Linked DNA regions of Homo sapiens: region 2 is linked to region 1. Evidence: chromatin loops called from intact Hi-C (ENCODE). Cell type or tissue: ascending aorta. All regions are shown on one strand.

Region 1 (2,500 bases):
AGCCTAGGATTTAAAGTTTAAAGCCTTACTTAATGTACATATACATACAATTTTGTGAATATCACTCAATGCACATGCTTATAATTAAAACACTGTGTATGTGTGAATACACAACCACATGTCCAGAGTTTCCAACATGAGGTCCCACTACCCTTGTTGCTATGAAGCCACAACAAGCAGCTATGCACATTTCACTATGCCTCAACTTAAATTCAAAAATGAAAAGCAAATGTAGTAGTTGCTAACATATGTTTCAAACTCCCTGAGTGGGGTAGGGGGTGCGGGTTGTGGTGAGTTAGCTCTTGTTATTCTTAAATCCTATCCAATTAATATTTTCTTAGGAAGCTGCTTCCTCATATTCCAAAATGCCGATATAACTATCAGTGCCCTTTTCAAAAAACCCAAAATGGCAATTTTTTAAAAATCAGTACATTACATAAAATTTAAATATCACTATAGGCCCCATATCTTCCTATACAACTCTATCTAGGGCTTTCCAAAAGCTGCTGTCTCTATCATCATTACCCAAGTTTGTAAGAAAGACCAATATCCTTGTGAATTCACACTATGAATTCCTTAGGACATGGTATAGTGAGCAGCTGCAACCTCAGCATTTAGCTCCATTCTCAATGAGCACATCTTCAAAGAGAGCTTTACTTAATGCCACGAAACTGAAGGAATCAGGCTCATGGCAATATAAGAAGAAATTCTTTGTGATGTGGAAACAGATGTCCCCTAACATTTTTCAGCATGTGACATCACCTTCTGCCTTGGTACACATAACTTTTTTCAGTAAGCTTAAAAATAATTTTCACATGAGTTTAAATACCAACCCCAACCTAGTTGCAATTATCATTCCATTCACATGACTCCAAGGAAAGCCTGTGTTTCTTTAAAACGTCCTTTTGTTCCTGCTGTGCAGCCTATAAAACCTTACAGTAATTAAAAGCTATTCCTAGCCAAAGCAGACTAACATTTTATATTACTTATAAATAACTAGTTTCTGCTCTTTTCTAGTCAGAAGAAATATTTTGGCAATATATCACATATCAGCTTGGCAAAGCCAAGCAGTAATGGGAAGCCATGCAAGACATGTGTCCTCAGTGTCCACGTCAGGCACTGTGTAAGGGATCACAACCATCAGATTGAGGGTTCATATGCATCCACCTGTACTCACAGCTGTGCCAGGAATGCTACTGTGTAGGCAAGACCAGGTAGAGCTGGCCAGCCAGGTGCTGGAGGCCTAAGCCACTAGGCAAATGGTGACAACTGCAGAGTACTTGAAAGTCGTAAGAATGAAGTAAATATCTCAGAGTCCAGGGAAATAACTTGAGGCAGAAATAAACTCTAAGTTCAGGGTCCCAGTTTCACTCACAAATCCCAGTGGTCAGTTATCAGATCACTTGACTGGCGTTAGCAGGAGAAAGATAAGTGCTCCTAGATCCACTGTGAAACATGAATTACTTATCCTGTTTACTGACTAAAACATAGCAAAGGATCATGCTCCTACATGCTGTTGCAGATCTTCGCATTCCCTTTAAAGTTTCCCCTAGTTATTTCAAGGAGTTCCCTGGGGCTTCATCAAGTATTGCAAATGGCTGTCACTTTCTTCCTCTTCTGCTCCGACCCACCTTGGTAATATTTTCAGCTGCTGCTTCATTCTCTACAGACGTTGAGCAGGCCCCTCACTTATCCCTAGGCACTGACAGCCCTGTCTCACACCCATCAGTATTTCTCCAGGCTATCACTTGCTCAAAACGGTCCCTCCCATAGGAAACTGTGGCAATCCTGATGTATTGAATCTTCAAGATGCAAAAGAGACACTTCTCTCAGGACAATGTATTTTGTGTAGAAGTAATGGGAATGGCACTCTTCTTTTTAAATGATATTTATTTTATTAGAAATAATAAAATCTTTCAGAAAGGCTATTAACATAAGTGTTTTATTATGCTATTATTTCATATTTTCTTTATTTTTCCCTCACCTCCTCATCTACTTCTCCTTATTTCATCTACTGTATGTATCCTCCCATATTTTTCTGCATACTCATAATAGTCACATATAATATATATCATGTAAATGTAAACAAAAATAAACATACCTAAATACATTTTTCATTATTAGTTTTTTTAAAGTGGAATTATGTTAAATACTATTTCTGAAACATCCTGCTTTTCCCAATCATGCAATATTTTGTGGTTCTTCGAAGTCTGCTTTTAGAGCTCCAATTTATTACATCCTTCTTTTTTGTAAGGCTTCATTATATCACCTCATGTGGATGCATCAGAATTTATTCACACATTCCCCTACTGATAAGCCTTCATTCTTTCTAATTTTTCACCATTATAAGCAATACTCAACCACGATTTTCCATATATCTTTAAGTCCTGGTGTTTTGTTTCTATGAGGTTCAAAATTAAGAGTAACATTGCTGGATCAAAATGTACACTTATTTTCATTTGAATAATTGCTGGCAGATTTTTTTAAAGGATGCAAAAAT
Region 2 (2,500 bases), 440 kb after region 1:
GAAGGAAAAAGGATCTTCCCTTTAAAGATCGTTGAAGTTAAGAGTTAGTAACGATCTTAAAGGATCTTCTCTTCTCCCATTAAATCTTAACTTCCAGTCATTTCTCTAGGGCAACAGGCTTAAATTATTTCTCATCTTAAAAAAAACAAATAATAACAATATCCCATGGTGCCTAACTTCTTTAGAAAGTTGTGCATAAATATATAAAAATATACCTATACCTACATATGCGTATGCATACAGAAATATATATACATATATATATACATACACACACACATATTCAGCCATTACTCTTCCCTCATGGAAATGTTCTTAGGTACCCGTTATTTTTTCTTAATAGTATATTTGGATGTTCAAAGTAAAACTGTCATTTAACAACTATTAAGTACCTACTGAGTTCCAAATACCACTCTAGATATTGGGAAACAAATAAGGTATAATACACGCTTTCAAATACATTTAGAGTTTTGTGGGGAAGTGTTCTGGGTTGAATAGTGCCCCCAAAACTTTATGTCTACCTGGACCTCACAATGTGACCTTAATTGGAAATAGGGTCTTTGCAGATTCATTGAGTAAAGTTAATATGAGTTAGTATAATAAGAATTGATATAAGAATGGTTTCAGTTTAAATAAAACTCTTTAAAATACTGATACATACCAGTCCTTCTCTGTCAACATGGTTGTCCTAGATAAAAAATTATAAAGGACATAACAATGAAGATGGGGATCAGGGAGGAAATGGCATTTCATTAGTTCCTCAGTGGTTGATAAGCCTGTTCTTATACCTTGTATTGCACTCATTCATTTAACAAAGTGGTTGATCATTCTGACTACAGTATAAGAGTTTTTAGTGAGGTTTCCAGCCATCCCTAAAACTTTAAAACATAATACTAAAGATGTGTGAAATAAAATTATCAGTCACATATCTGATGAGTTTCCATCAGACAAGTGAGCAGGCCACTCAAAGCCTCTTCAGCCCCCTTGCTTTCTCCTCGATTATCCAAGCTTTACAAAGTCAAACTGCATATGGAGTGCTTTAATCTTTGAACGTACGGCTGCATCAGACCTTTCCCAGCTCTTCTCACACTTTTAATGGATCCAATTCACCTCCTTTCCAAGGAGCATGTCTAGGTAAGTGACAGGGTGACGATAATGCCTTGGCCACACAGGCCTCAGAAAAGAATGGTGACTAACGATTAAATGCTTAGCATGCCAGCCCACATAAACCACAAACCATGAAGCCAGGGATTAAGACTCACTGGCAGCACATCGCCCAGGAAGTCAGCTTTCAACTAGAACTAAATCAGTTTTAAATAACAACATTTCTTGGGTCTCTTCCATCATCATATTGTGCAACTTTATACTTCGGGTTTATTTGGACTAAAAATATAAAAACATCTAAACCTACTTTATAACTGCTATATATTGACGTTAAAAGGAAACCAAAATAACAATAAAAGACACCAGGAAATTGGGACTTCTTAGATAAACTTAGCTGTGTGGTATTTTGCTTCCCTTTCACTAGAATTAGAAAAATAAATGGCCCACTTTCTAGAAGTGGAGAGTGAAAGGGAGGGAAAGAGAAAAATTGAGAGGAAGAAAACATTTAAGTAACAAGAAAGCAACAGGATAGGAAAAATATCAAGTCTTCAGAATAGTAAGGAAATGGAACTCTAATAATGTTAAAGAATGCAAAGATGATAAGAAACCAGCTACTCTTGGCATCGTATGAAAAAGTGTGAGAGAAGAACCTGAACTATGTGCAGCTTGCATGTAGTCACTGAGTCCCCCCTACTCCCCTGCCCTGGCCAGTTTTTCATTTCCTCTCTGATATCATTTAAACTTCAAAGACCATCCATCACTCCTTCATTGAGAAATGCCTGCTTTCCCAGAAACAACACCAGGGCAGCTTTTTATGCCATTACTGGCATTTTATCAAAGTAAAATTTCCATGGGTTTTTCTCTCAGAGGCTATTCCAGGGCTTGTTTTTTCTACAAAAAAGGAAGGCAATTTAAACGTGTGTGTGTGTGTGTGTGTATTTCCAGTTCTATCTATATCTATATTTCAACAGAATTACAATTTCTGTAGGAATCAAAATTTGAATAAAGTAAATAATATACTTCAAAATCTTTATTATAAACATTTCATTGACAATATAGAAAGGAAATTGATACAGCATTAGCAATAAAAATTTTTGTGGCTAGTTGAGCTCCTGGGATCACCTCCTGCCCCGATCCGTGTAGCCAGCAGCTGCCTCTATACGCTTTCAAGTGCTGTGCCTGCTGCTTACAACTCTCTTCTCCTCCTACCACCACAACTCTGTCAGGTCACTGTTCAATTGTTCTCACATCAGAGAGCCCCTCGCCCTTATTAGTTTATATAAAATAGCAACCACCCAACATTCCTGTTTTATTTTTATCTTCATTCTGTTACATTTTTACCCATAGTGTGTCTCTTCCACTGATATCATATTGGCTTATGAGTTTTTGGTCCACT

The links. Peaks named below come from ENCODE experiments on the same cell type or tissue, not always from the same donor. Only the 100,000 strongest peaks of a DNase experiment are listed, where the experiment ranks them.
Region 2: a loop joins it to region 1, with 2.3 times the contacts of the local background. A loop is called at or near these places in 2 of 110 quality-filtered maps.

What each region holds. Positions count from the first base shown.
Region 1 is chr4:142,378,702-142,381,201 of GRCh38, forward strand. The region is part of intron 7 of INPP4B (inositol polyphosphate-4-phosphatase type II B); the gene reads right to left. Among named protein-coding and RNA genes, the nearest start is that of INPP4B, 470 kb to the right of the region's middle. In ascending aorta, no CTCF peak of the experiment used is centred here; a DNase peak (open chromatin) is centred at 1,129; H3K27ac peaks cover 1,894 bases.
Region 2 is chr4:142,816,421-142,818,920 of GRCh38, forward strand. All of the region lies in intron 1 of INPP4B (inositol polyphosphate-4-phosphatase type II B), which reads right to left. All of the region lies in intron 3 of USP38-DT (USP38 divergent transcript), which reads right to left. Among named protein-coding and RNA genes, the nearest start is that of INPP4B, 29 kb to the right of the region's middle. In ascending aorta, no CTCF peak of the experiment used is centred here; DNase peaks (open chromatin) are centred at 1,221 and 1,831; H3K4me3 peaks cover 834 bases; H3K27ac peaks cover 1,847 bases.